Linked DNA regions of Mus musculus: region 1 is linked to region 2. The links are chromatin loops, found by intact Hi-C in ENCODE. Cell type or tissue: left cerebral cortex. All regions are shown on one strand. Links, peaks and the distances in the headings refer to the core of each region. The heading gives the core; the rest is flanking DNA.

The links. A loop is a pair of places that touch in the nucleus more often than their neighbours do. Peaks named below come from ENCODE experiments on the same cell type or tissue, not always from the same donor. Only the 100,000 strongest peaks of a DNase experiment are listed, where the experiment ranks them.
Region 1: it touches region 2 in a loop (2.4-fold over the local background); 2 of 42 quality-filtered maps call a loop at or near these places.

The regions. Positions count from the first base shown.
Region 1 is chr13:59,202,636-59,218,650 of GRCm38, reverse strand. Gm34558 (a long non-coding RNA gene) reads left to right here and starts at 2,090. Exons shown (of 4, transcript XR_003950535.1): 1 at 2,090-2,104; 2 at 3,499-3,535. Gm34354 (a long non-coding RNA gene) reads right to left here. Exons shown (of 6, transcript XR_382523.2): 6 at 14,850-16,015. In left cerebral cortex, for the core only: CTCF peaks have their summits at 6,129, 6,350 and 7,600 (motif pointing right); DNase peaks (open chromatin) are centred at 5,229, 6,202, 6,903, 7,596 and 1 more place; H3K27ac peaks cover 3,443 bases.
Region 2 is chr13:59,280,582-59,296,596 of GRCm38, reverse strand. No RefSeq gene overlaps it. Among named protein-coding and RNA genes, the nearest start is that of Gm34672, 33 kb to the right of the region's middle. In left cerebral cortex, for the core only: CTCF peaks have their summits at 4,540 and 7,252; a DNase peak (open chromatin) is centred at 7,289.

The DNA.
Region 1 (16,015 bases), core at 3,716-11,715, 78 kb after region 2:
GCCAACAAATAGTCCCTTCATATTATATAAAGAAATTTAGCCCTTTGTAGTAACTATTAAAATTGGATGCTAGCACAAGTATTCCTTAAAGCAAACAAAATAATTGGAAATTAAACACTAATGTGAACGAGGGAAAGTTTGGGAATGACAGCAATTCTTTAAGATAAAGAAGGCAGAGTGAATAAACACTTAAGCTAAACCTGAAATGGAAGAGAACTGTTCTCTCTCTCTCTCTCTCTCTCTCTCTCTCTCTCTCTCTCTTTCTGTGTCTGTCTGTCTCTCTCTCTCTCTGTGTCTCTCTATCTCTCTGTCTCTGTCTCTCTGCTTCTGTCCCTTCCTTTCTTTCTCTTTTTCTCTCTGTCTATCTCTCTCTGTCTCTCCCTCTCTCACGGTCTCTCTCTGTCTCTGTCTCATCTGTGTCTCTTCCTGTCTCTGTCTCTCTGTCTCTCTCCCTCTCTCTTTTGGTGTGTGTGTGTGCTTGTGAGTAAAAGTTCCTGCCCATAGTGGAACAGGAACACTGGGATTACAAGTCTCTCTAAAAGCTGGGGATTGGAAGTCAATTACTGTTTTCTTCCTGTGCACTAGGCACTGGCAGTCATTGAACAACTGACTCTATCCCTACTCATTTTTCTTGATGTGTTTTCCCTGCATCTTCCACGCCACCTCCCATCTCTCTCTCAAGGCCCTGTCTCCATCCATGCTCACCTACGTGAACTATGTCAACAAGCCTCTACTCCAGGGTTCCCATTAATTTAACAAAGTCAGACTATGGGGAGGCAGTCAATTGACAGGAGTTCAGTCCTGTGTGCTCTTTGCTAAACAAGTCCTCTCTGGATTCTGGTGCTGCCTCTCCTCTCATGTGAGTCCAGGCTCTAACGGCAGTCCTTTCTGGGTCCATATACTTGTCTCCTATGGCTAATTACTTTATTGATATCTTTTCTATAATTCAGCTCAAGTGGACCATCTGATTCCTGCTCAGACACTTGGGATATTGATCAAGTCAACATCCTCTGCAGCGTTTATAGGGAGGAGGAGCTTGAAGGTTCAAGTTGTTCCAGAAACTTGGCTGAGGTAGTGTCTTAAGGTTTTACTGCTCTGAACAGACACCATGACCAAGGCAACTCTTCTAAAGGAAAACATTTAATTGGGGAAGGCTTACAGGTTCAGAGGTTCGGTCCATTATCATCAAGGCAGGAACATGGCAGCATCCAGGCAGGCATGGTGCAGGAGGAGCTTGAGAGGCTCTCCTTCATCGAAAGGCTGGTAACAGAATACTGGCTTTCAAGCAGCTAGGACTAGGGCATTAAAGCCCATGCCCACAGTGACACACCTATTACAACAAGGCCACACCCACTCCAACAAGGCCACACCCACTTCAACAAGGCCACACCCACTCCAACAAGGCCACACCCACTCCAACAAGGTCACACCCACTCCAACAAGACCACACCTCCTAATAGTGCCACTCCCTGGGCTAAGCATAGACAAACCATCACAGGTAGTATAGAGAATGACTGAAGGGGTCATGTCTTGTACTTTGTGTGCAGCTCTCATGTTCTGTGAGGTGACTGATGACAGGTCCCATGGTCCTGTGTAACCTGGTGGCCAGGAGGAGGTATAGTCCAGCTATCCTGGCTTTGCACAACATAGTTGTCCACCTTGCTGCACAGGGACAATGTACCATGGGATGAAGACTTCAGCACAGCTCAGTGGGTCACCTGAAACCAGAATTGAACTCCTCAGGTTGAAGGGCGTGACTGAATGATTGAGAAACCACCGTACCACAGACGACTGTCTTTGCTTTGTCGGCTGCTTGGCACCTGACCAAGGAATTCTGATTTCCTTCGAGTGTTTTCTTAAATCTGTGGCAATCTAATAGACACTAAAGACAAACAGGTTTTCTGTGTAAAGAAACACTTACACAGAGGGAAAACCTAATACCATTGTGCTGCTAACAGAACAAAGCAATAAAATGACTTCTAATGACAGGCTGCTGCACCCAGAGGTCAGGGCTTCCTTCCCTCAGCCATCACCAGAGATGCTTCGTCGTCCTGCAGTAGATGGGAAATGACACAGAGACCCACAACTGGACAATGGACAGAGAGTGAGTGATGCTGGGGCATTCAGTTCTAAACGGGACGCCTTTATCAAACCCTTTCCCTCTGGGCTAGGATCTATGGGGACAAGGAAGAGGAAGAGAGGAAGAGAGAAAGGCTGTCAATCCAGAGGTGACAGATGACTCCATGGAAACAGTGTCTTCCAGACGGCACAGGTCGCACACACGTAGGAACTCACAGACACTGTGGCAGTATGCACAGGGCCTGCACCTGTCCAACTCAGTGCTGGGAGGGGGGAGTGGCCACAAGGTCCCACCCCTAAGCAAGAAGCTATTTGCAGTTGATACCTGCTAGAAGAGGGGAGATCTGCTTTCTCTTATGGAGTGATCCTGGTTATACTAATCATGACTCAGGGCATGCCCCATGACCTGGAGTAGCTGATCAACACAAAACCAACTCAGTGTTATTTCTGGGGACTTTTTTTTACTTTGTTTTGACTTCTTTTTGTTGTGTTTGTCGTCATATTGGTTGGTTCTGAGTTTTATTTTTATGGTTTGGGCATCTCTCTGTCTCTGTCTCTCTCTCTCTCTTTGTGTGTGTCTTGTTTCATTTTTTGTTTTTCAGGGTTTTTTTTCCTTTTTGAGAGGATTGGAGAAAACAAACAACTCTGGTGTGGGTAGGGAGATGAGGTCAATCTGGGAGGTGTTGGGGGAATGCAAAACACTATCAAAATATATTGTATGTTTTTTAATAAAAATAGAAATGATTAGACTGATAAAACCTACTTGTCTCATTCAAAATGAAATAAAACTAATATTAGTCAACTGGCTGCAATACGTCGGGCACTGAGATAGTATCGTCTTCATATACAATGTCAGGGAGACACTCCTACCTTACAGATGAGAATATTGCATTGTGAAGAGATCCAGAAACTTACAGAAGTCTTCCAGCTACGAGTAGCGGGACTGAAATCTAGATCCCAGCCTTTGCTGTGATGTGAGACGCTATAGGCCTGTGGCTTAGTCCTCTTCCCTGGATGTGTGCCCTCAGCCATTAGCAGCACATTGGCAGTCACCCCTACTATATACAGTTCTCCTTTCCTTTCTCCCCCAGCCTTTCCTCGGAGGGTGGGCTCCTTTCCTTGCTTGATCTTCTGTAGGTTTAAAATGACTGAATCTTGGTATTGTCCAGTGCTCTTGTTTATTTATTTTTTTAATGGAGAGAGCAAGCTGTCACTGAATGCTGAAAGCAATGGATCTGTGTTTAAGAGACACCAAGATTTCCTCCCCAACACAAAGGTATTTCCAGTTATTCTCCTGCCTTCAAGTGAACGGCAGATGTCACAGAATCCTGGCTGTTTATTGGAAACCTTTACCATGGCTTCATTGTGTTTTTGTCACCAGGGGAGAACTTACTGTCTTCCTGTGTTTTATTTTTCCAGATCTGAGACCACTTCACGCAAATGTACTGATCACCAGGTACGGCAACAGCGTCCAGTGGGTCTTGTCAATTGCTCTCATCAAGCCTGTATTGTCCGTCTGGTTACTGAGAGCTATGGCATTTAGCATAATTGATAATCTCACCACTCATCTATCAGATTTTAGAATAATGATCTGAAACTTTCTATAAACTGTTTATGATTCCTCGAGACAGCAAGTTTCCTGCAGAATCCTTCACGTGTTCCACATCATTACTGAGCAGAAGGTGTAGAGCATTCCCATGCACCCCCAGCCGAGCAGGGACAATTGCTCCCAATGGCATTGGTGTGATTATCAATAATCCTATATCATAAGCCTATATCGCCATTTCATCTGAAGTTCAGAACTCACACCGGGGCTCTTTCCTGGTGCTGCATGTGATATGGGTTTGAGAAAATACATGATAGCATGTCTGTACCGTTACACCATTAAACAGAAGCGTTCCCCTCGCTTAGTGACCGTATCTGTTCTGTCCGCCCTACATTCTCCCTGCTCCTGCTGAGAGCCACCGATCCTTCTTCTCCATCCATGGTTTTTCCATCTTACAGTGTCTTAGATCTGGGCTCAAACGCCATGTGTTTTTATCAAATCAGTTTCTTTTCTTTCCGTAGGAAGCATTCATGAGTCACCCATATCTTTGGATGGCTCGATAGCTCATTCCTTTTTATGCTAGTAATATTCCATTGTTTGACTTCACCATAGCCTATTTAACCACGTGCCTCCTGAAGGGTGTGCTGGCTGCTTCTGGGTTCCGGCAGTTATGAATAGCCCTGTGATGAGCATACACGAGCTGGGTTTTATGGACAGAGTTCCATACCTTCCGGTAAACACAAGAGAACTTGATTGGTGGCTGTGGTGTTTTGATTATGTCCGCTTTTCGGGGCTGTTTTGTCTTTAATCTTTAGGAGAGTTCATGTTTAGTGTTAGGCGGCATGCTCTGGAGAAGCAGACAAGAGAAGCACATAACATAACTTCATGTTTAGTGTTAAGCGTGCGCTGCTTCTCCAGAGCACGACGCCATTAGTTTTGCATGTGTTCGTTCCTCTCGGGTTACAGCTCCACCCATCGCCCATGGTGAGCATGTCTGTGCCTAGGTTTCGGTCATCTTCACAGCTCTAAACACTACTGTACTTTAATATTTGATTTCCTATACCATGAGGCAGAAAAGGCACTTTCATGTGCATAGTTGTCAACTAAATACGGTATTTGGTGAGGTGTCAGTTGAAACCTGCCATCTTTCATCTGAGTGTTCCTTTTCCATCATAGTTGTCCAGTGGCTGGGTTATCTGCAGGACCATCTCCTCCCTGAAGCAGGAATGTGAGCATTTTTTTTTTCCTTCTTGCCTTGCTCCCAGCCCTTAGCTCAGGGACATAAGAGTCCAGGCTTATTTAGTAAAAGCATGAGGGTTGTGAATGTGGACAGTGCTATTGTAATAAACGAAGCAGCTGTTGATGACCGTATTGGCCAGTGGTAATTTACTCTACCTCACCACATTTCAAGTTATTTACCTCTGAAGTGAGGAGGGTGATAGACTAAGTTTTCTGGCAGTTTTGAGAATTACGCTGTAAAAAACAAAAATGCCATTAGCACAGTGTGAGGAATCTAGGAGGTATCACTAAAGAGCAAAGCAAATTCGTCCACAGCAGGATCGGGAAAAGCATTGTGCTGTGCACAGAGCAAACGTCGTCTGTTTCAGTGTGTACTGTCCGGCTATATTAAACCTGATTATAGTTCCTGCTAACTGACTGTATTTCATATTGTGAGAATCTGCTACAGGTGACTTCTAATAATTACAGCCATCACACAGCCCAGACATGCATCATGGTCGCCACATACCAGGAGTGTCGTGCATTAAAGCCACTCTGCATGTGAATGTCACACACTACATCTACCATGAGCTGTGTTATGCTTTCTTTCTCTCACAGATAAAGAATTCGAAGCGCAGACAATTCCAGCCACTCACACAACCCCACCCCACCCGACCCCTCTCCCTGCCTCAGCAAGAATTAGAAACTGTTCAGGTTTAACTGCAAACACAAAGTGCTTTCTATTTATGACCAATTACATCAAATCTGCTAAAAATTACTTCTTGTCTGCATGTTTTTAGATTTTTGTCCCCCTAGAATAATTCAATTCGTACAAAAGAAGACGGTTATGTTAACTAAACTCTGTTTGCTTTGCGTGGTCCTTGTGGACATGTCTACCACGTGACTCCTGTGGATGTGAGCTATGTGTGCTGGATCAATGAGTTTTGAAGTTCTTGGGCCTCTGTCTAGATTAGTAAAACAAGGGTTCAGGCAGGCACCCGTGATTAGTTTTGGATTGGCTTCCTAGGGTAGCAGTCTTATCATGTCAGACCTGGTCAGGGATGCCTTCCACAGTGGACCAGAGATGCAGGATGGATGCATTTGCTCCTTACCCCCCTGCTCAGCACGAATCTAGAGACCAGACTCAATGTGACGAAGCTTCCCACTGCATGCTGTGGGCGGTTTGTGTTTCCGGCAATGAAGACAGGGCATCTGAGACCGTGTTCCTCATCTTGCTGTGCTCACAAGAGTCCAGCAGAGGAAGACTTTAGAGAGGACCTCGAGAGGGGATGCCTCAGAAGGTGCTTGGAACTGCACCTGTCCCCAATGCAGGCAGTCGCAACATGACAGATGCTGTTCTGAGGGAGTCTGTCAGCCTCAGTCGCTGGCAAGGCTGAGGAGAGCAGCAGTCGCTCTCTCGCTCGCTCGGCTTTCTATTTCAGTCACCGTCTGAAAATGTGCTCTGTGCAGCCTGGGCACAGCGTTCCCCCCAAGAGCTCCGTTTCTTGTCCTAGATTTTCTTTTTTAAAACCTCCTAGAGGCAGAAATATTTCTCCTGCCTATATTGCTCTACATCTCCTCCTATCAAAGACATATTCTAGCAGTCATACAACTGGAGGCGGTAAGTGCGCCATCATTACTGAGGGGCTACTGGCCCAAGTGACCTTTGCCCTCATGCTTTGTGCCAGCCCCCATCTGGGGTCTGCCTGCCATCATTGTCCAGAAGATATTTGATGAGGCATTTTTAGGATTCTGTACATCTGCAAGTCTGACTCTGCTCCAGCCCCGCTGTTTCTTACTTCCTTTATCTGCTTATTGGATTGCCATTAGCTGTCTTGATAAAGTGTTCAACTATAAATACAATTTATGGATTTCAGAAGTGTAAGTCATGGCTCATGTCATTATTCATTTCCAGGCAGGACTTTAGCTGCCTGTACGTTTCAGTAAATACCCACTTCCATGTCCCACACAGAGCAAGGGAATATATTTCCCACCAACTTTCCTCTAGATTTCCATGCCAAAGAGGCCAGAATAGAATCTGTTGCTGGATTTTGTCCCTTTTTATTTTTAAATCTTTAGGAATAGAGGGTATGACTTTGGAATAAGTATGATATTTCCTCCACAGAGATTTGTGTGTTCATGATGAACATGATCCAAAGAACACTTTAAAAATATTCCAGGCAACGAGGTCTCAATGTGCACTAGTGAAGTTCTAGACAAGAACGCACGAAGTGAAGAATCCTGGGAGAGCTTACAAGAACACAGGAAGTGAAGGGTCCTGAAGAGCATGCAAGAACGCAGGAAGTGAAGGATCCTGGGAGAGCTTACAAGAACACAGGAAGGGAAGGATGCTGGGAGAGCATACAAGAACACGGGAAGTGAAGGATTCTGGGAGAGCATACAAGAACGCAGGAAGTGAAGGATCCTGGGAGAGCTTACAAGAACACAGGAAGGGAAGGATGCTGGGAGAGCATACAAGAACACGGGAAGTGAAGGATTCTGGGAGAGCATACAAGAACGCAGGAAGTGAAGGATCCTGGGAGAGCTTACAAGAACACAGGAAGTGAAGGATCCTGGGAGAGCTTACATCTAAGGAGTGTAACACTCGCCTAAGATGAGCAGTGTTTTTAAGCAGTTCACATCTTTGAGTTTTTTCCTTTATTTTTATTTTGTGTGTTTGAGTGTTTTGCCTACATGCAGCCCTGTGCAACATGTGCACTTGAGGTACCCACGGAGGCCAGAAGAGGGCGTCGGATCCCCTGGAATTAGAGTTACATATAGTCCTGAGCTGCCATCTGGGTGCTAGAAAAGGCACTTTGGTCCTATGCAAGAGCAGCCAGTGCTCTTAACCTCTAAGCCATCTCTCAGGCCCCTCTTTCTGAGTTCACGAGTTAGAATTTAAGAGTTTGGGTTCCAGCTGTGGGAAGTGGCATTTGACACAGACAAAACCTACCTTTGCCTGGATGGAGACTCAGAGTTCCAGAAAATGCCTCTTTTACTTGTTCTTAAATGGCTTGTGCCACCTTACCCTCTGCATGAAGGTTCCCTCCTGGGCTAACTCGCACTCCTATCAGAGATATTGTTCTGGAATATGATAGAGGAACTAAGAGAGAGGCTAAAGGACCTCAGGAGGCTGCAGACTCTGCAAACTCCTTGGCACTCGCTGTTTGTAAGACCCTTACCTGGCCCTTATGACAGTGCTGGGGAGAGCTGCTTTGCCTGGGTGCCACACAGATGTTCTCCTGTCTGCTGCATCCCGGTCCCCGTCCCACACACAATGTAGCTTTTGAAGAGGGAGCCTTTGAAGTGTGTGTCACACAGAGACACAGAAAGAACATCCACAAAGGGCTTGTCTGTGTGCCCTTAAGAAAACAAAATACTAAAATACACTCGCAAGCTCTCCATTCAAATGTCTCAAAAATTCCTGAGTAGCCGTTTTCTCAGTATTTGAATTAGAGGAGGCAAATCCCCATCAACTGCCCTGTGACTCCTTCCAAAGCCCAAGACGATGACAGCTCTCAACTCCTGGAAGGAAGTTCACACGGTACCCAGCGGATGGCAAGGCTGTGGCATATTAGAAGCCACACGAAAACTTGCCTACCACAGGGGTACTAAGGTTTAGACTATTGGGTAATGAAATACATTACAAGAGGTTGAAATTATGTTAGAGACATTGTTTGGCACAGATATCCACCTTATATGGATAGACAATAGATAACACCCTCCAAAGAGACCTGCAGCCTGTTCCGCCCCAGGCTGCCAGTGGCTGGGTTCCCCTAGGTCTCCTTTGTGCTCACATTCTGAAGCTTCCTTCACCCTCTCCTTTCCGTGTCTCCAAAGCACTCTTTCTTTGCAGGCCGTTCTAGTGGTTCATTCTTCACACATTTACAGAGCTTCCTGGGAGTTGTCAAAAGTGCGCTGAGATGCCTGCAGAGCGAAGGATATCGTGTTGCCCGCAGAGGTTAGTTCGTTATTGAGCGAGATTAGGGGGCATGAGAAACGGCCCCTATTGGTAAACACTTCACTGGCCATAAGCCACCATGTAGCAGAGCAGGACCACAGAAACGGAATGATGGGGCAAAGTCAGAGCAGGATTAGGAAAGTCTGGGCGTTTTTAGTTAGATTCTGTAAGTGCAAGAGCACACTTTAAAAGTGCCTCCCGTTACCCAGGGTGAGGCTCCTCAGTTACTTTGCTTTCTCCCTCTGGCTACACCGATACTGTGTATTAATACACAGGGTACAGACAAAGGGAGTGCGAGCATTCAGTGGGTGCCTGTTGCATGGTGCTCACTACATGGTGCCTGCCAGATATATGTCATGTGAACTTTCTGCTCAGACACTTGGAGGTCAGCTGCCCCGGGTCATGCTCCTATCAAAGATGTGTCTATGCTGTGTGCATGAGTGTGAATGTGAGTGTAAGAGTGAGAATGTGTGTGTTCAGTGTGTGTGTGTGTGTGTGAGTGTGTATGTGTGCGTGAGTGTGAATGTGAGTGTAAGAGTGAGAATGTGTGTGTTCAGTGTGTGTGTGTGAGTGTGTGTGCTGTATTGTGCTATGTGTGTGCTGTGTGCATGAGTATGAATGTGAGTGTGAGAATGTGTGTGCTCAGTGTGTGTGTGTGTGTGTGTGTATGAGTGAATGTGAGTGTAAGAGTATGTGTGTATGTGTGTGAGCCTCCTGACACATCTATGGAATGAATGCCACAGAACTATCCCTGCATTTTGTTTATGTCTACATAAAGGTACATTTTACTTATATACCGCCCCCACCCCCCCACTCCCCCACCCCCACCCCCCGCAGCTGTTGTCTCACTTCCTGGTGAGGAATTACATACAATGACCCTGAGTATAAAGACATTCTCGCTTTCTTTATCAGGGGCAACTTCAGAATTCCTGACCCTCTTTAGATGACCATCTCATTTATCCATTTGGGAAGAGGGTGAGGTCACCAGTGCCTGTGCAGAGGAGGTGAGGCCAGAGACAGTGCTAAGTGAAAGAGGCTCTTCCTACACCCAAGCCTCACAGTGTTACTTGTACCTAGCAGATGAGCGGGACCATGCCAAAGAGGAAGGAGAAGGCTTGAGCTTTCCCCCTTTCATGCCTTATTTAGTTTTCCAAGAATCTCTTCTCCAGAGGAAAGAGAAAGGTTTCACTGACAGACTAGTCCAGGCTCCCCCATCAAACAGAGAGATTCTGGCCTGTACTAGTTTTCATGAGTGGAAAGTACCTTTCCCTAACCAATACATTTTTTAAAAATTTCAACAGAAGAAAGTTGCCAAGGAGCTAAAGGGATCTGCAACCCTATAGGTGGAACAACATTATGAACTAACCAGTACCCCGGAGCTCTTGACTCTAGCTGCATATATATCAAAAGATGGCCTAGTCGGCCATCACTGGAAAGAGAGGCCCATTGGACTTGCAAACTTTATATGCCCCAGTACAGGGGAACACCAGGGCCAAAAAGGGGGAGTGGGCGGGCAGGGGAGTGGGGGTCGGTGGATATGGGGGACTTTTGGTATAGCATTGGAAATGTAAATGAGTTAAATACCTAATAAAAATGGAAAAAAAACAGAAAACAAAAAAAACAAAACAAAACAAAAAAAAAATTTCAACAGAAATACTCTAGGGGTTTGATAAAACAATGGTCTGTGAGGCATCACCCTTTCATGCACTGGTGTTCTGTTTTCTCCAGAGTGAGTGTATGTGTGTGCATGTGCATGTGTGTACCTGTTTATGTATGTACACATGTGTATGCATGTATGTGCATAGATGTATATGTATGTATATGGGTGTGTACATATGAATGTGTATGTGTATATTGTGTATGTGTGCCTGTGCATGTGTGCATGTGTACATGTTTATGCATGTATACATGTGTATGCATGTATGCGCATAGATGTGTATATGTGTATATGGGTGTGTACATGTGTATTGTGTACATGTGTGTATGTTTGTCTGTCTGTGCAGTGTCATGTGTGTGCATGTGTGCATGCATGTGTGTGTGTGGTATTGGGAGGGGCTGTTAATATCACCTTCTAGCCTTTGTTTAAATTGAGCAGCCCAGATCTGCTGAATCAACCCTTTCCTGCCCACACCATCGTGTCCCTGGAGCTTATTTGCAACACTGTTATAGAGATCCTGTTTCTTTCTGGACTCAGCTGCATGGCTCCTCTGCTCAGCTCCTCCACGATGCACAGCCTCCAGGACCTGGACCTGGAGGCTGTCATGTTAGCCAGTTTTCATTAAAAACAAACAAACAAACAAACAAACAAACAAACAAACAAACAATACCTGGAACAGTCAGCCTAAGGAGAAAAGTTAGTGTGGTGTAGAGTTTTAAGTGTTAATGGCATGGTTTGTGTCAATTGTTTTGACAAAGTAGCTCATCACAATGAGTGGATAGCTAGACCCCACCCACATCCTGGTGGGAGATAAAATGGAGAGCAAGGAGGAGAGGGGACCCCAGTCTCTTGAAGGACACACCCTAGATACCTAATGTCTTAAAGGTCCCATTACCTCAATTTCACAGAGCCGGGGACTAAGCCTTCAACATGGCCTTTGGGGAATATTCCAGACACAGATAAGGCACCTAGCATTCTGATGTTCCCTCTCCTCTCTCTCCTGTGTCCCTTGCTCACACTGGCCTACCTGCCCAGTCTCCTTCCTGTTCCTCAAAAACGCTGACACACTGCCATCTCAGGGTACTTGTCCCCTTGGCTCCATGTCCCCTTGGGATATGCATATGATCATTTCCCTTGCTTGCTGTAAAATGTGACAAATTACAGAATGAAGAGCTCCTCCAAACGTGGACTCTGTCTTGCCATAGGTCGATGTAGAGCCCTCAGGAGGCTCTGCAGTCACAAACTGGGGAACACTGGTATTGTGGCCATGGGTGTGGGCATAGGATGGCATTTGGACAAAAATACTTATATTTGTATTAATTATATTTTATTATATTAATTAATTAATTATATTTTATTAGTCTTTATAGCAACTGAGTGCAAGCAACCTTCACCAGGCATAGCACAGGTCCTTGGTGCTTACTCAAAAAGAGCATTAGAAACCAAGGCAGGTGTTAGTGCCCTGCCCAAGCACCATAAAGACTGCAGCTCTGGAAAGGTGGACTGCTGGATAAGAGAAAGGCCCAGCGATTAGCAGTGATCTCAAAGAGAAGGGCCATGGGGCTGTGCAGGGCCTGGAGCTCTGCAGGCCATTGGAGCATTGCAGACACTCATAATTTCTAACAAGTTCTTTCTTCTGACGACGTTTGGCCATTATGTAAAAACCACAATGACTGCTAATATTTCCTTAAAATTAAGCTTTTATCCCTTAAATGCAGAACAGCCACATGAAAGGAAGTCCCCTTGTGCAGAGGAACAGCAGGCTTTCCCTAACCCAGCTGTGTGCCTCTCCTCTTCCTCAGACTGAGACCTTGCCTCTGCATCTGTGAGCACAGCTGGGTTTGGGGAAGGTACATGGCTTGGCCCTGAGGGAACAGGCTACAGTAGATGCCATTCATGTTTCTCTTGTACCTGCCCTTATTACAGGGCAGAGGAGGAACATGCTAGGGTGGATATAAAAGGGAAGACTTGACGTTCTCTCTTGCATTTTTAACCCCAGCCTGCAGTGTACTCTAAAACTATCTTAGATGCTTGGATTTCATATGCTGGTGTGCACATGGCTTAAGCATGGTGGTCACTCTATTAGTCAGAACTTGCTATTTTTATGACCAGACACCTCAGTGAAATGGCCTAGACGGGAAACTGTATTCTGTGTCCTTGTCTCAGCCTGTTCTGGTGGGGATGGTGTGCTGGGCAGAGATGATCACTTCATAGTAGCCAAGAAGGAGAAGGGGAGGGGAAGGGGAGGGGGAGAGGGAGAGGGAGAGGGAGAGGGAGAGGGAGAGGGAGAGGGAGAGGGAGAGGGAGAGGGAGAGAGAGACAGAGACAGAGACAGAGACAGAGGCAGAGAGGCAGAGAGAGACAGAGAGACAGAAACAGAGACACAGAGAGACAGAGAGTGAGCCCTGCTCTATTGGCTTACCCCTTTTCACCCTTCTGTGCCACCCTGTGCCACCTCCATCCTGTCTGGTGGCACAAGCCTTCCCATTTTAGTTAACTGTCCTTCTAAACACCTATAGGGCATGCCCAGAAGTGTGCTTTATCAATATTCTAGGCACTTTCCAATCTAATCAAGTTGACAATCAAGTCATCACAATCATCTACCAATCTGTGTTAGAGCCCAGGACCGCCTATTGTTCCCATGGGAACAGTGTTGTGTTTGGAAGCAAAGTTGTAGTTGCTGGAAAGCAGGACCTTATGCAGTCTGTGGTGTTTATGACCTCTGGGGTGGGTGATGTTGATGTCAAACTCTGATTCTTGCAGGTAGGACTGGGCCCGGGATGTCGTAAAGCAGTGGGGAAGGAAGTATCCCTCTCAGGAGGTGATGGAGAGTGTGGGCTGAATGACGGGTGGGTTGCAGAGCCTAGAACCCAACCTCCGGTGAGGGATGTCTCCACTTACCCTCACTGTAAGTTGAAGAAAATAAGCAAGTACTCGTGGTCGCTTATGCTCTTCCAGCTTAGATGGAAGTCCCTCCAAGCTTTGACTTTCTGCCTTTCATCTCCAATACTTTCAGAGTTCAATGGCCTCAACAGGAAGACCAGAGTCTCTGTGCTTAGGCTGGCTGGTCTAACTCCCTTCTTCCAGATGGCTGTTGAGTGTGTCCTGGCGGATTCTAACTAGACTAGTCTGTCCCAACCCCAGGCTGAGCTTGTTAGCCATTTCCTGCAGCAGGTAGGGCATGGTAGAGATGCCACTGTCTAGGAGGGAATCCTCAAAGGAGGAGTTTCAGTTCCTAATGAACTCAGTTGCGAACTTCTAGAATGGCATCCAAGCTTTGGCTGCAGAACAGCAAGCCTGGACCTACATGTTGCTCAAGCCCTTGAAATGGCTTGGCATCAGGTAATGTGCACATCTGGGCGTGCAGCTGGATTCAGGGTTTCCAGTAGACTTTGTCATTTGGCTCATTCTTAGGTCTGTTAGCACCAGCTGGGGCTCAGGAAGGCTACGTACAGCACATCTTTCCTCAGAGGGAAACTCTTAGCCTGTCAACACCCACAGCCCAGAATGGGAGATGGGGTGGGTGGAGAGAATATTGCAATGAGAGCAGCACAACATATCCAGTTGCTCATTGACTGTGAGATGATACTCTTGGTCCACATGATGCTACAGGGCCCAGGTCAAGAGCAACTGGATGTGATCACTGCTCACAAGACCTGGCTGCTTCTGGTCTTCCCATGGCTACCTCAGGGGCACCAAGTCACCCAGGCTACAGATGCAACATGGCCAGATGAAGCCACTCCCATTCTCTGCTCCTACTTGCTTAGGACCTGTGACTTCTGGGTGATAAGGACATCACACACATTGATTTGTCTAACTTTAAACAACTCAGTAATGTATCATTCTTAATTTTCGAGTGAAGATGACTAAGCCCAGAATCCTTAGCGGAGAACAGCTAGGAAGTGGACAGACAAAATCTAGTGTCTGTCCCATCTGACTTAAAGGTTGTGTTCCTCGTGGCTGTCACGCCACGGCTCATGCTCCGCACTCTAAGAAGTCAGAGAGGAGTCCCAGCTGTCAGTTTGGCATCGTGTGGCTGGATTGTCTGCAATACACCTCCATTCATTGCTTTAAGACCCAAGTGTAGATTATGCAGATTAGAAGTTTGCTCTCAGGCTGAGCAAGAGCAATCTAAGACTGATACTGTATGTCAAGAGGTCAGAGGTCAAGAGGTCAGCGCCACAGCCCCCTTCTCATCTGTGTAGTCTAATACAGTTCTTCACAATGTCTTTTGATGAGAGGCAGGACAAAGGACAGCAGGGAGGTGAGGATGTTGGCAGAGTTAACAGGTCAGAGTGCAATGCTAGACCTTTAGGATGATGGACACAGCTTACTCTCACATCCAGGTATCAATACCTGGTCATAGAGCCGTGTGCAGCAATGACACAGACGGAAAACAAGCCTTTATTCTGAGCATTCCTGTTGATGTCTAAAGCATGGTATTAAAGAAGCATAGAGCTCCACTCTTGAGCTTCGCCACATGTCATAACGGCAACTCTGAAATTCAAAAGGGAAAATACAGCAAACTCTGCCTACGTTTCTACTGGGCAAGAGCCACGTTTATTTCTGTAGTAGTAGCTGTTGTTGTTGTTGTAAGTTGTTCTGAGAATCAGAGAGATCGGGTCCCACCTGATAGCACCCAAGCTTTGGGGCCCTGTATTCTCAGAAAGTCAGTTACAATGATGTCAGGGGCCCATTCCTAAGCTGATCTTGATAAGTGGAGGCAACCCATCTTGTCACCAGGATTAGAACAATTTCCCCTTAGACGTCTTGCCTTACGGTTACTCCAGTGACGTTCTATGCTTCCCCTCCCTCTGGCCTATGAAATTCCTTCCGGTATCTCTGGAAGGTTGACATCTTATTAATTAAAGATGTAGGGGGCATGAATCCAGCATGGGCTTTGTAAATCAGTGTAGAAAAATAATCTCCCACGTTACCCTCAAAACGTCAGCAATGGTCACAAGTCCTCTTCTAAATCTGCTTGGAAAGTAGATGAAATTAATAATCTAAAACCCCATCGAAGCTGTGGTCCTGTTATCTGCCAGATATCTGAACTTGCATGTATACGTCTCTTAACCTTTTGAAAACACCCTGGGCCAAGGTGATGGTGGTGAAGGGAGAGGTGCTCACAGGGGCACCAGAGGGTGCTATAGAAAAGGTAGCATCAAATCTAGTTTTCAATCTTGCAAGCTTTTCCTTTCTGACCCTTCTGGCTTTGGGGGGATCCAGTGCCCTCTATGGTTTCCTTCACCTTTTTATTTACTTAAGGAAGAGAAGACAATAACTAAATCCAAACAGTTTGTAAGGGGCAGGGAGAATGTTCTCTTCACATAGCTGACGAGGGAAGCCGGTAGAGTGAATTGACACTCGGTAAACGTATCCTGTGGGGGTCCACAACCCACAGCACTGGGACTTTCTCGGCTGTTTCAGACATACGCTGAGTGGTGGAACAGTGTCACTCAACTGCAAGTTCCCAGCAAAGAGAAACAAATGACCTGGAGAAGGGTGCATTTTGAGATAGCTTTTATCATAGCTCCGGGCAGAGGGATGGATA
Region 2 (16,015 bases), core at 3,838-11,837:
GCAGCTGTGACATGGGAAGGAGAAGAACCCCTCATGTTCAGAGAGTTTTGGGGCTCAGCAAACAGAAAGTGGATAGGGAGTGGAGAGTGTGGGGTGACTGGGAGGAGTAGACAGGTGCACATGAACTTTAGGGGGTGAATTTTCCCACAGGCCTCTCTGTTCTATCGTGGGCAGCAACACAGCAGCTGGAGGAGACATCCCGACGTTTCTTTAGATCAGAATAGTTAGAGGACCCTTCTAGAACTTTCTAGACCTTGCTGACAGCTTTCCTGCTTGGCTGTAGGTGAACCTTGTTTCTTACTCCATCAACCAAATCCTTGACTCCAAGTGAACTTACATATTCCAGGAAACTCTGATTGCTTAGCCATTCTTTTAATTAATACATTTAAATATGTTTATAATAGAAATAGAATTACCTCACTTTTTCTTCCACGTTCACTCCTCCTGCTACTCTCAGACTCTCTCTCTCTCAAACCTTCCATGTCACCCCACTCTCAAGTGGATAGACTACTTTTTTTCATTTTTGTCATTAAAATTATTTTTTCTCTTATTGAAGAGATTATTTTCTCATAGGATATATCCTGATTATAGTCTCCCCTCCCCCTACTCCAAGTTCCTCCCACCTCCTCCCCTTCCTATCCACTCCCATTTTCTTTCTCAGCAGAAAAGAACTGGCTTCTGAGAGCTAATAACCAAACACAACAAAATAAAATACAATAAGGTAAAACAAAACCATCACATGGGAGTTGGAACAGGCGAGCCAACAGCAGGAAAGGATTCCTAAGAGCAGAGACCTGCTAGTTCTCACACTCAGAAGTCCTATAAACATAGATACCAAGCTGAAAGCTCTAACACATACGCAGAGGACCTAGTACGGAAGCTGGCAGGCAGTATGCATGCGGCCTCCGCCTCTGTGAGGTCATACAATCTTTGCTCATTGACTTAGAAGGCTTGTCTCCCGGTGTCCTCTACCCCTTCTTGCTTTTACACTCTTTCTGCCTCCTCTTCATGGGATTCCCTGAGCTCTTGGGGGAGGAATGTCATGGAGACCTCCTGTTTAGTCTTACTCTCTGAATAACCTCTGGCTGTGGGTCTCTGCATCCATTTTCGGCTGCTGCTGGAGGAAGCTTCTATAATGATGACTAAGATAGCTTCCTTTTCTTTGACTATTATTGTTACATATGTGTGCATATGTATGCATGTACAAATATGTATAAGTGCCACCATATATACACACACATATATATGGTCAGTGTAACTCTGGGATCTGTCTGTCTGCCTGAAGGAATAGCTCTATTTGGAGATATATACATATCTCACATGATATATACATATACATACATATACTACATATATACCATATACATACCATATATACATCATATATATACTATATGTGTACATATATAAAAATGTATACTATATCACATATACACACACATATATATCATATAAATACCATATATGTGTGTGTATCTGTGTATGCATATGTGTTTGTACATGTATATGTATGGTTTCAGGATGACCACTTTGTTTTGGACAACCAATGAGGGGCTTATCCTTGGGAAAGGGTAGCTCTCATTTTCCCAGTACTCATTGGTTGTTTGTGGTTCTTTACCCCTGAGAATTCCCCCTTTCCATATTAACATGTCCACTGAATATTAGCTTAGTGATTCTTTTTTTTTTTAATCTTTATCATATTTTCCCATCTGTGCACAGGGTAGTGCCAACATGCCTCTACCGCACTGTGGAAAGCTTCCAGCACTGAGAAAGAAGTCACTTCTATGAAGCTCACTACTATTTGACTTGGAGGGCACCGTCGGGATGGAAGCTTGGAATGAGAGCTTTGCAGGTCAGTGTAACTCTGGGATCTGTCTGTCTGCCTGAAGGAATAGCTCTATTTGGAGTTGTTCTGACCAAGGAGTCCGGGCCTCATTGAACTCAGAACGGTCATCTTCAGCTCTGTCTAATAACTTGGTCGTCACGTACTCCCAAGCTGGGTGTCAGGGCTTTGAGTCCAGCCCCACCTGACCACTGAGCCTCGATCTTCTCAGTACAGCACTGCACAGGATAGTGGCTTTCATCAATGGCTTCCATATCTGTAGCTCTAAGTTAGAGCATTAATGGACTTCATGGGGCATCTTCACAGGCGGTGGCCTGGTGCTCTATCACACTCATAGGTTGTGTGTTGATCAACGCACAACAGGTTACCCAACATTCCAAGTCTTTATCACTTCCATGTGATGAGTGCACCCCCAGACCCTCTCCTCTAGTAATTTTGGGTCACTCAATCCACCTGTGTCAATCTAAATCACAGCCTGAGCAACAGAAGGCTGGTGTGGACTCTTTCAAGTGGGCCGTGACTGTGTTCACATTGAACAGCCTCTCCCTTTCTTGGCTTCTAGACTCCACTGTTGACTCTCTGGCTGTATCAACTTGATTGTCTCAGTTTCCATATGAGAGTGAAATCATGTGGTGTTTGCTTCTGTCCATGACTCATTTCCTTCAACATAGGTTAAACAGTTCCACCCGGATGTTGAATTGACAGGATCGTTCCCTTTTTAACAACTGTGTAGTATTCTGCTGTCCCAGGAGAAGTCTTAGTTGATTCCATTTCTCAGGTCTGCAGGAAACAGTTGTAACAGGGGTCCTTTTGAAACACCAGTTTCTTTTCTTTCGAATAAATAACCAGCAAGGAGGTTGATAGGCCAGGTAAGTCTATTTTCAATTTCGTTGGGATTTTCTACAGTGTTCTCTGCAAAGGGAGGATTAATTTATGTTCCTGCCAACAGTGTAGTGTAGTTTTCTTTTCTCCGTATCCATATTCTCTCCAGGACCTGACAATGTTTATTCCCACTGGAGACATTCTGACCAGGTAAGATGAAATCACATCGCACAGAACATTACCTCATGCATAAGTCAACCGTTGCATATCTGCCTGGGGGGGGGGATGTCTTTTTGGGGTCATTTGTCTATTTAAATATATCAGGTTTTTTTTTAACTCTTTTTTTTCCATATCTTGTTTTGTCTTCCAAACTCTCCCAGTCCTAAATTTCCTAAGAGAGGGAGTGTCACTATTTTTCTTTTCCAATTACAATGGTCCTCATTCTTTCAGAAGCCAGCTAACATAAATGCAAAATGGACAGAGTGTGTTACATTGCTTCTAAAGCAGTAATTATTCATGGGAAGCAAAGGAGAGCTCTCTATGAGATAAGAAGCATGCATTTCTGGTTTCTTACTTGGTGGACAGACAAATGCCTTGGGAAGTGGGTTAAAAGTTTACCAAAATACACTTGGGTTATCTGCTCAATTTTAGATACAGGATCGATCAGTCTTAGCAGAGCATTTCAGAGCTTCAGGAAGGCTCTCACTGGCTTAATACAGTGATGAAGACAAAAGCCAGACCCCAGGAGGGGTCAGACAGAGCGATCCAATTAACATCTGTTAGGAGTGACTCAGCTCTGGCTTCAAGGTTAGCTTGTTGCTGATGTCAATGTGTCAGAACCGAGATGGTAATCACTGACCCCGAGCCCCTGAAGCTTGGCAGGCAGCTGTGGCAGCTGCGGGAGATAAGCAGCTTTTTGCTGAGGTAGCAGATTCCTGTTGGAATGTATACTTTCTTACTAAAAAAAAGTAACAAAACAAAACAAAAAAAATGGACCCAATACCAAATCCAAGTCTAGGTTAACCTTGGTCCTGCCGAACAGAGAGAGCCAAGACACACTCCCTTCTCCCACCCTTCCTCCTCAGGCCTCTGGCAATGTTCTCTTTCACTGATTAATCCTGAAGACAAAAGAGAATGAGGTAGACAGTGGGTAAAGAAGAGCGATCTGGTGTGGCTGGTCAGCAGAGGGGTCTGGTTATTAAAGCAAAGGTTTTAGATGGTATGCACCTTAGCTAGGTACATAACCTAGCCTACATACAAGATACACACAAGCTGAAACGACTGTGCATCTAAGTGTTTTCCCGACTTCAAATCAGAAAGATATTCTTTCTCTCTCTCTCTCTCTCTCTCTCTCTCTCTCTCTCTCTCTCTCTCTCTCTCCCTCCCTCCCTCCCTCTCCCTCTCCCCCTCCCCCTCCCTCTCCCTCTCCCCCTCCCTCTCCCTCTCCCCCTCTCTCCCTCCCTCCCTCCCTCCCTCCCTCCCTCCCTCCCTCCCTCCCTCCCTCCCTCCCTTCCTTCCTTCCTTCCTTCCTTCCTTCCTTTCAGACAGGGTTTCTCTCTCTGGTTAGCTTGGAACTCACTCTGTAGACCAGGCTGGCCTCAAACTCACAGAGATCCACCAGCCTCTGCCTCTCAAATTGTGGGATTAAAGGCATGTGCCACCCCATGCCTGGCTGAGGGGTCTGTAGATCTAGAGTTGGATTTATATATTTTTTAAAAAGCAAACCCCCAAAACATAGAACTAAGCATTGTTTCCATCGCAGTGGGCAGCTCTGGAGCAGCAGCAAATGGCTGCCCGTAGCACCACCTTGGGGGGAAGAGAAATGTCTGTCTATTCTGCCCCCTTCCTTCCTGTGCATTCACAATACCCATTATTACTCAATGAAAATACCAACACCAATACCAAGGAGCCACCATGTGGTTGCTGGGATTGGAACTCCTGTGTGTTCTCTCTCAAAGAGCAGCAGACTGGAACTGCAGTTAGTAGTGAGGCAGAGGATGAGTTGGTGGGGGGGGTTGGGTCTCCATGGGGGGCCTTTAGAGGCTCTTTACAAGGACAGGGGCATGGAGAATCTGTTCTTTTTTTCTTTTCTTTTCTTGTGAGAATCACCTAGCACACACCTCCCTTATGAGATGCAGGTGACAATTGCGCCTCATTTGAGGGGCGATTTTGTGTTAGTTGAGACTGACTTTTTTTTTTTTTCTGGTTTTTCTTGGCTTTTAACTGGGACATGTAAGCCAAGATCCTGCGAGTAGCAGCACTCTGTCTCCTCACTGGCCCCAGACTGTGGAGACTGGCATGTATTTAGGATGCCATAGATCAGTGGTGGCAGGGTTGGCAACAGGAAGGGAGTTCGATACTGTCTACAGATGAAAACGACCAACAACAAGGTGCACATGAGAGGGAATCATACTCAGGGGATAATGAAATCCACAAGCCTTGGCCAGCTGGCAGGGTAGGTGGCGTCCTAGGAGGGCATTGTGTGGGCGAGGAAGAGCGCTGGTGTCAGGGTGGCCTGGTGTTGGGGGAACACAACCCTTTAGTTGCTGGTTGTTTATCTTCATAACAATGTTTACTGGGGTCCTCCAGTATTTTTCTGATGGGAAATATTGCCATGCAGAATAAGACCTTCAAGGAAAAGATGCACACCTCTGAGCTTTCAGCACGCAACTGGTTTGTAAGGTAGATTTCCCGCCATACCTGGCGATCCTTCCTCACCTCCTTCTTTTTCCTTTTCTCTCTTCATTTCTGTATCCACCTCTCTCTTTCTCTCTCTCCCAGTCCCCCTCCCCCTCCCTCTCTCCCTCCCTCCCATCTTTCTTCCTTTCTCTCTTCCTTTCTCTCTCTTCCTTTCTCTCTCTCTTCCTTACTCTCTCTTTCTCTCTTCCTTTCTCTCTCTTCCTTTTTCTTTCTCTCTCTCTCTCTTTCTTTCTTTCCTTCCTTCCTACTTCTCTATCTCTCTTTCTCTCTTTCTTTCTCTCTTTCTTTCTTTCTTTCTTTCTTTCTTTCTTTCTTTCTTTCTTTCTTTCTTTCTTTCTCTCTTGCTATCAAGCATCAAAAACAGTTGGCTGTGACAATGCCTGGCCCGGCCCCGCCTTTACTTCTTTCTTTGAGAGTGGGTTTTACTGATCTGCCTAGGCCAGCCTTGAACTTAGGATCCTTCTGCCTCAGCCTTCTAAACAACTGGGATTACAGATCTTCAACAGGAACCTGGCTACTTTTCAGCTCCTAACTGGTCTGTTTTCCCTATGGGGACCATTCCAAGTGTGTGCTCTGTGTGGAACAGAGAGCACATGGATGAGAATCGGCAGTTCACAGAATTCTCTTGGTGTTAGTCTTCATAGGACATAAAGCTCACCCTCCAAGCTGTGTGGAGGGGCTTTCTCCCAGGGCCTCTCTAATCCTGAAGTTAAACATTCTGGCCTCCACTAGGGGCTTCTTCTACCAGGCCCTGTAAGAGTGAAGACACCAAAGACAGTGTTAACAATGACGTGTGACTAGCATGGCCGGCTTTGACCACCACAACTTCACCTACTTCATTTCTGGGCTGCACTGGCTTCCCTTGGTCCTGCTTTAAAAGATCATAGGAAAGATGTTAGCTGCTGTATTGCTGGGATGGGTTTCTGTGCTGTACCAGGGCTGGGAACTAAGCTAAGCTTGGATGCAAGGAGTGACGCTGTTTGTACTTACACCATGAAGACGAGCCTTTCACAGGTAAAGAGAAACACGAGGGTTCTTGAATGCTTCCTCTTTTGTTCATTAAGGATCAAGACTTACCTTAGATTGTCAGAACGCAAAGAAAGTGGCTTAACAATCAGATTGATCTCAAGGTCTGGAAAGGCAGCCTGGCTCCCAGTCTCTCAAATTCGTGCCCCTGTGTGACAGGCACTAGGAGACAGGGAGCCCCTTAATGAAGGCTTCCCTCTGCTGTAGCCATTGCGCTACAAGCAGAGTGAAGGAGCCGATCTTTTGAATGTAACATATCAGAACACACTGTCACCCATGTATTCAGAGTTATCCAGAGCATTAGTTAACATAATGTGCATGAGTCTAGTAACTTAAGTTTGTCTTTCAGGCTTACACCCCTCTCCCCAACACACTGCTCTGAACCATGCCCAGTATTGTGAGGCTGGTCTCATGCAGCGTACTCTATAGCTCTCCACCTTAGTTTTTGAGACAGGGTTTCCGCACTGAACCCAAATCTTGACATTGAGTTTAGTCTGGCACCTTGAGGTGACAGGCAAGTGCTGTTAACACTTGGCTTTAAGGGTGTGGGGAGATTTGAACTCTGGTCCTCATGCTTTTGTTAAGCAAACACTTTCCCACCGAGAGCCGTCTCCTCAGCCCCAGGAAATGAGTCTTACTAATCGGTAAATGATACTTCCGTTCATGACTCGAGTTGTACTGAGATTTATGCTTGACCGGGCTGGAAGCAGCTGGAAGAAGCGGTCCTCCGCGGTGTCAGGAGTGAAGAGCGAAGCAGGAGCAGATCTTTCTGCAGGTGGGGAAGACACCGTGACATCCTCACTTCAGGGTGGGGTGATGAGCCTCAGGGCTGAGGGCTGTGCTTTACCGGTCTTTGCAGCTTGTCCATGGGAGGGCACTGGTGTTCTAGGTTGGCAGCCTGTTCTGGGGAGACACTGAGCCCACATCTTCCAGACTGGTTAACCACTCACCCCACATCCGTGGCATCAAAGATGTGCGTGTGCGTGTAGTCTTCCTTTGGGACTCTGTTCTTTTGCCCAGTTTAGTCTTCTGTGGTCTTTTGTGGTCTTCTGAGTCTATTCACGCTATTAAACCTACTGCCCTTGTGTTAAAGGGCTGAGCACTGGTGCATAGCAAACTTATGAAATGAATACAAGGAGTTAGCAATTCAGTACATCTTCGGAAGAGGAGGCAGGAACCTCTGTGGACCCCCAGAGGAAGGAACAACAATTTGCCTAGTGGGAGGAAGTGGCAGAAAGAGGTTGAGAGAGAGAGAGAGAGAGAGAGAGAGAGAGAGAGCAAATGTCAGGCTTTCTTTTTTTTAAATCTAGTACATCTCAGTTTGGATCCTTAGTTCTAGGTGAGGAAGTACCGAGGTAGGTGTGCCCAGTTATGGGAGGGACATTGAACATTCAGAACCATCGAGTGTGTCTCACAGGGTCCTTTGGCATCTGCACCTAGATACCCTCTGAGGGCTCAGTGTGTATGATCTAATAGGTACATTTGGAAAGAGATGCCTGAGAGGGTCCCTGCAGAAGTCACTGAGGGAATAAAAAAAAAAAAGAAAAGAAAAGAAAACTCGGTTCGACTTGACTTCATCAAACTGAATCAAACATCTAAAGAGTCCGATGCCTGGCAGTTTATTGGCGGCATATTTAAACAATAGAATTGGGGGAAAAGTTTCCAGGCAACACTCATTCCAATTCCAGGTGCACAATAAAGCTTAAGGCATGGCTACATAGAAACCCCTTTACAAAGTACATGTGAACATGAAGATGTATTCTAGAGCTCAAAGGCTTAGACTCTAGCGGGGTCTCTGACAGGGACAGCACAGAGGTCAGCAGGCTGTGGATTATATGTGACATCCCCTGCTAAAGATATGCTCTATTGCCTGAGAGCTAAAGGCCATGGGAGGGAACGTCTGGGATGGAAAAGTCTGGAGTGCTTGGGTGAAGTCTGCCTCTACAAATAGCAAAAGGTCTCCAGGTCATTAACAATATCCACTCCTAGCGTTCTGGGTGGAAAACAGGTTCTTCCTCATTTAAGGAGATACTCCTGCATGATTAACACTCCTGGTTTCCCTTGTCTGTGGGCAAAAAGATGTTCGTGGCCCCGGCAGATGCCAAAGACACAGCAGTGTTCAGTATACAGCTGTCAAAGTGTGTGTGTGGCAACATGGCTCGTGTAGCTGCTCATAGTGTTGGGTCACAGCATTCTGTAGATGCACCAGGTGTTATGCTCTTGATGGATCCCCATGGTAACTACTTAAAATAAGTGCGTTTGCTGCATGCCATGGGGTAGATTCCGTTGCTGTGTGGTTTGTGGATATGTGTCTTACATCCTGAGTTGGAACGTGAAGGGTCTAGTAAATACCTCACTATATCAGCAAGCTCCTGTATGGACAGAAATTGCTCCCTCAGGGCAGGGAGACCCCAGCGGTCTTAGTCTGCGTGGCAGACATTAAACCTTTTGAGTGCTATCATTTGTAAAATAAGACCTCACATCCTCAGCTAATTTATTTTTATGCTGCCTTTTTGATTGAGTTGCCGCACGAGGAAACATCGATAAAAGCATTCATTAATAAGTAGGGCTTCTCTGGTTGCATCGGGGTGGGTTGTGTCTTGTGGATTGGCACCAGGGAAACACGTGTGGTTTGTTGTGGGTTGGATATAAACTGTCTTTGTCTTTCCCCTGAAGTTCAGCAACAGTGTATGCCAGCACTGATCTGAGGCCTAGATCCAGGTTCATCTAAAGTTTGAAATTTGGCTTTTATTGAATTTTAAAAATACATTGAAACGGTGTTTTTGTATAACTTTAAGGAAAGAAAATAAAAAGCATTGGATATATATCCATATGTATATGAATGCATATATTTCTATAGGCTAGGAGATAGATAAGATAAATCTGAGAGAAGGTACAGAGGAAGTGTGTTATTCTCTCTCTCTCTGTGTGTGTGTGTGTGTGTGTGTGTGTGTGCGCGCGTGTGCGCATGCCCATGTGCTTATTCTTTAAGTTTACATCTGATTATGAAACCAAATCTCATGGTTGATTTAATTGTATACTGGGCTGTTTCTTGCTGTGAATTTTTTCTTTAGACTTTGGAGATTCTCAAGAAACTCTGAAACCTTTCCTTAATTACTTTTAATCTCATCCATCTTTCCTCCTTCCAATGTTTTTAATACATATTTTTGTCTGGCATCTATAGAAGCTTTATGATATTATAACACTCTATTACAAGTCATAGCTAAGAATTCAGGAGCTAAATAGAAGTTCAAGTTGTATAAATTAGAATTATTATTATTTTTAACTCACGAGTATGCTCAGCAAAATACAAATCTATTCTATCAATAAAAACTTGCTAGGAATATTTCCAGGTTAAACCCTGCTAGGATATTAATTAACATTTTTGTGCCTAAACTTAAAAGACTGTTGTGTTTGAAATTGTTGACCAGTGTGTGCGTGTGTGTGTGTGTGCACATATATACGACGTGTAAATACTATGCATGAATATCACATTATGAATCTATACATATGTATGCATACACATGAATTTATATTTAGGAGAAAAATTAAGTCCATTATCACTTCTTGGAAGCCCTGCTGGTTTTAATGAAAGTGGATGATTTCAGTTGAATAATTGGCTTGTTACAAAACAGAATGTTCAAAATGAACGACTTTCAAAAATTGAAACAGCTAAGGAAAAACAAATAGAAGGTAATGATATTTTTTATCTTTAATGGGTTAGAATGCTTCCGTAAGTCGCTGATTTGGGCCATAGCACACCAGCTGAATGTCATGTCTTCAGATAGTTCTTCTTCAGTGAGGTGAGGTGGGAGTTCCCTCAGGGGAGTGGAAGATGGCGGCCTAAAGTAGGAGTCTTCAACCGAGTCCTCTTAAACTAGGTGAGGATAGCATGGTCCTAATGAGCCTTGAGTTCTGTTGGCCTACTGCGCACCAGAGGAAGGAGTGCAGCCCCATACAACAGACCAGCATGGTTTACATCCCACCCATTGCTGGTTCTGCCTCACCGTGTGAACCGTTACTTGGTGGCCTGCCCAATTCCTCACAGCTGGGTTTTCTCCGTTGTGCAGTGACATTGCTGGGCCTTGAACGTTTGGCATTTTTGTTTACATCTCTAACTCTGTTCCTTTTTGTAAGATGTTGAAGGAATAGACAGGACATGCAGGGCTGGGACAGGGCGGGACAAGGGATCTTGGCATGGGGTCCACGAGAGTCACTCGGAGGATGGCGTGTAATTTTGTTCTCAGTTTTAGGAAAGCTGAATGAGTTTGGGTATCAGAGGCTCAATCAGATGGACAGCATTGTGAGCGAGGATGCACAGGACCAGAGCCTCCTTTCAGTAGATCCCAAGGCAACCTGGGATCGCCCTGGGAGGCCTGCCTCGCTATTTACGGCAAGCATCCGAGTTCCCTGCAGGGATATTGGCAGTGCTGTCTACACAACTTAAAAAGCACTTAGAGGAATGCAATTCCATTAGGCTGGGCATAATGGGCCCACTCAGGGCAGGCTTTGTAAATATACGGCTAATGTTATTCTGACATGTTTACAGGCCAGGACATGCTTCTCGTAGGTCAGGACCTTCAGATGGCTCCCCGGCTCTCAGGACAAGGCCTTACCTCCCACACCCAATACTCCGTTCTTATTCCTGGAACATGAAAAAAATGGGAGATGTCAGTAAACAAATTACTGTTCTGAAAGACTGTGAGATGGCCTTGGAGGTGCATAGGCCAGACCAGCATGAGACAATTGCCAGGAGGTTAAGAAAAACCACCATCCTACAGTGCGGCTGGTTACTTAAGGGCCATTTTCAACATCTTTGGTTTAGAGAATATCAGAACTGCAGTCACACATTTACAAAAGGAATTTCTGAAATATCAGTGGGCCAGGAGCTGACTGAACACAGGTCTTTGTGCTTTTGGTTGCATGGAGGAGTTGTCCTCATGCCCCTGAAGAATCATTGCTAGAGTATAAATCAAGATTCAAAGCCCTTCTGGGTCCATGTCACCTGTCGTTGGTCCTACAGGAGGACCTTTCTGGCTTGTTCTGTCTGATGCTCTTCTTCTGTGTAAGGTCACTGGCATTTCTAGTGACAGAATAGAATAGTAGGTTTTACTGAGAGTTAAGTGCCCAGGAATTGAGGGTTTCTGCCCTTTAATTCTATGAACAAAGTATTTTGTGTGTGTGTGTGTGTGTGTTATCAGATGCCCAGTGCAGAACAATTTTGATTTTATGCTTAGTTGTTTTTTTTTTTTTTTAATTTTCATTTTCTGTGGTTGAGTGTTGTGGTGGTTTGAATGAGAATTGCCTCCATTGGCTTAGTGACTACTTCCAAGATCATCATGGTGGGAAGCATGGCTTTAGAGAAGTAGCTGAGTGAAACAGACAGACAGACAGACAGACATTGGACTTCATGTGGGCATTTTAAAGCTCAAAGTCACTCCCACTGGCACAGTTCCCCTAACAAGGAAGGCCACACCTATCCAGTAAAGTACACTTCCTAATCCTTCTAATCCTTTTGAATATAGTCGCTCCTTGGTGACTAAGCCAATGGAGGCAATTCTCATTCAGCTAAAACCCTGTAGGGCCAACAACAGGTGACATGGACCCAGAAGGGCTTTGAATCTTGATTTATACTCTAGCAATGATTCTTCAGGGGCATGAGGACAACTCCTCCATGCAACCAAAAGCACAAAGACCTGTGTTCAGTCAGCTCCTGGCCCACTGATATTTCAGAAATTCCTTTTGTAAATGTGTGACTGCAGTTCTGATATTCTCTAAACCAAAGATGTTGAAAATGGCCCTTAAGTAACCAGCCGCACTGTAGGATGGTGGTTTTTCTTAACCTCCTGGCAATTGTCTCATGCTGGTCTGGCCTATGCACCTCCAAGAACTGTTCAGATGGATAAAATATTTGAGGCTAAGAGCTAGCAGTGGCTGAGAAACACTAGATGGGATATTGCTTCTCACGTGACCAGAGGGGACTGCTGCTTTCAGCGTGGAGCACATATGTTATCTCCTTCCTTGTCTCTGGGCAGGTCTTCCTTTGCTACCCACGAGGCCAGACTGGCCATACTTTGTGGAATCTTTTTAAAGAATTATTTTTAAAAATTGTGTGTGTGTGTGTGTGTGTGTGTGTTTGCGTGTGCACCCACAGAGGCCAAAAGATCATGTTGAATTCCCCTGGAGCTTAAGTTACAAGAGGTTATGAGCTGTCCAGTATGCGTACCGGGAACAGAATTCTGGTCATCTTCAAGAACAGCAGGTGCTTTTAACTGCCGAGCAGCCTCTCCAGGCCCAGGAATGGCTAGCCTGATTGTTGAATTAGATAGTGGGAATTCATAAAATTACAGATAAGTGTACAGTTAAGCACCATGCAAATGAAGCCATATGGTGCTCTCCTTGTGCAGAGAGGTTTCACTACATCTCAAAACTCTCGCTTCTAAACGTGATCCCTAATCTGACTTCCATTACCATAGATTTCTTTTGCCTTTTAAAAACTTGACACAAGTCTCTACGAGGCTGGGCGCTTCCTCTCCCACTGAGACCAGACAAGGCAGCCCAGCTAGAAGAACATATCCCACATACAGGCAACAGCTTTTGGGATAGCTGTTCATGACTAGCCTCGAAGAGACTTGAAGTGCCAGTGGATATCCAGGGATCCCTCACATGCTTAGAGGAGAAAGGGAAGGGGGGAGGGGAGGGGAGGAAGGATTGTGGGAGGCATGACCAGGAGCAGGGCAGTGAGCAGGATGTTAAGTGAATAAGTAAAAAAGAAACTAAATTAAAGAAAAAAAACTTTACACCAATGTCATGATAGAAGATTTATGGGTATAGCTTGTCTATGATATAAAATATATCATTTGTCGTTATCACTGTCAAATACAACCCCTCGTTTTATTTGTCCCATTAATCTATGTACATCTGGGTGGCTGTCCTCAGTTTTATAATATTCTGATTCATCAATGCACACAAACTTTCTGTTTGTTATATTGGTGCCAGACAAGTGAGTTATTGCCAGGTTTTGGCTGCTGCAAATGTTGCTGTCATGAGCATTTGTACAGGAGATTTGGGACTGCACATATGTGTGCTTCTGTGGTGTATACACAGAGGTAGGAACTCCTGGTTCACTGAGAAGCAATGTGCTTAGCTGTAGATGCCATTAAGCGGGTTTTCAGTGTCACTGTGTACATTTAAATCTCCAGAGCCGGGCACGCTCAACCCTACTGCTTCAAATCGAGGCCGGCATTTCACACACTCATTTTGAGTCTATTTCAGTGATTCTGATGAACATTTAGTGTGTTTTGTTTTGATTTAAACTTGAAGATCTCTGTGCTGCGACTCATGTCTGCAGACGTCCCATGTGGGATCATAGGCTGTATAGTGCATTTTTATATTGATCTAGCATGGGTTTTTTGTTTGTTTGTTTTGTTTTGTTTTTTCGAGACAGGGTTTCTCTGTATAGCCCTGGCTGTCCTGGAACTCACTCTGTAGACCAGGCTGGCCTCAAACTCAGAAATCTGCCTGCCTCTGCCTCCCGAGTGTTGGGATTAAAGGCGTGCGCCACCACACCCGGCTAATGGTTTACTGTATTTGACTATTAATTACAACAGTTCATCTGTGGATGCTGGGGGTGGTATTCATACACTATTCTCTCATCGGAATAATGGCACATCTCTGTCTTCCTTTTAATTCTGTGTCTTACATTTTTCTTGTGATAAGAGAAAGTGTCACTCTTGCTTGCTCTGTGCCTCGTCACAGAAAAAACAAAGTCACTATCCCAAGCACTGCACATGGTGCGTGCTGTAGGCATTGTACAGATACCTGTGCTGAGAGCAGAGAGCTTCTGTCCTCCCCCTACCTTCCAGCAACTTGCTCTAAATCACCTCAGGTAACAAGCACGACCAGAAAGCCTTCCTATGTCAGTCAGCAGGGGTTCGGCCCATCTTCCCTTTCTGTTGATCTGAGAACTGCATTTGGCAATTTTCAGATAGTAACCACCGTCAGGGCATTACATATCTGATCACGTTTTAACCTTGTGTGCATACCTGGGTATCTTATTCTTTGGGTAATAGTTTTGCACTTTTATTGACAGGGGAAATCACTGCCATCATCTCTCCTTGTAATATTTTGTGGTTGGTTGGTCACACTGACTTCTGTTTGAATTTTGTCATCCTCTCTTCCTTTGCTAGTGGTTTGAGCATATGGTGCTTCGATGGTAATGGTTATCTTAGACATTTTGACATGAACCTTGGCTTACTTGCATGGTCTATGGTTACCAGCAATGCTGAAGACCAAAATATGTTCACTTTACCCTCTTCTCCTTTCCACCATCACCATACAATTAGTTTATGCTCATCTTCCCTCTGCAAGACTAGATTAATGGATTTACAGTAACATCCATTTCTCCTTTCTTTTCTTTTCTTTTTTCTTTTTGTTTTTTTTGAGACAGGGTTTCTCTGTATAGCCCTGGCTGTCCTGGAACTCACTTTGTAGACCAGTCTGGCCTTGAACTCAGAAATTCACCCGCCTCTGCCTCCTGAGTGCTGGGATTAAAGGCGTGCACCACCACTGCCCGGCCCATTTCTGTTTTCTAAAGCCATATCTCCTTAATGCATTCTCTCTTGCCTTTTCTTCTTGTTCCTACCCAGGAGTACTTCTTTCCACTTGCTGACTGGAGGGTCAAATCCTTTCTGTTCATCTGAAAAAAAAATCTCTGCTTCATCATATCTTAATGATTTTTTAATTTTTACTTTACATCTGTGAGGACCTGCACGTAAGGATGGGTATCGTGTGTATGCAGTTCCCATGGAGGCCAGTAGAGGGCGTTAGCTCTCCTGGAGCTGGAGTTATAGGCAGTTACAGGCTGCCATGAGGATGCTGGGAGCTGAACTTGGGTCCTCTGGAAGGGGCCCGTGTTCTGTACTGCTGAGCCGTCCCTTCAGCCTGGTGAAAGAGCCCTGCCTCATCTTTGCTGTTTTCCCAAGGCATGCCAGTCATCTTCTGGTCATGTCTTAGCGATGCTGTTTCCTAGGTCTACTATTTTTCTACTAAAACCATAGCCATGAAGCTGTTCTCACTTCATAGAAGGTAGCATGTCTTTAAAATTTTATATTTTCACAATTTTAGTGGACACATTTGCACAAGTAGAGGAGCACCTGGAGACACTATGAAATGATTAACCCCTGTAGCCAGCATTCCTATCCCCTTAGATACTTATCCTCTTATTGTGATGCAAAGTCTTAAACTCTTCTCTCTGGCTTCTTATAAAAGTCACAGTGAGTTATTGTGACCCCAATTGTACTGCAGAAGATGAGCTCTTACTCCCCATTTCTGCCTTGGCTCCTTTTCTCTCCACTGATTTTACTGTGACGGCCTGACTTTGCTTCCACTACACTAAGCATTCAGTTATTGACCCTGGTCTATCCTCTGTGGCAGAAGTGCCGGATGTCCGTTCTCTGCCGACTCAGCCACTGATGTGCCACACCTGTCTCCAGTGCACCGTATTTCACTAATACCTTCCTGTTTTTCCCACCCACTTAGCTGTCTGTGATTCAGTTTGCACACTTTATACCCACTGTCTTCCAGATCTTGCTTTTACTATATCTGATCTTCTACAACACCTAC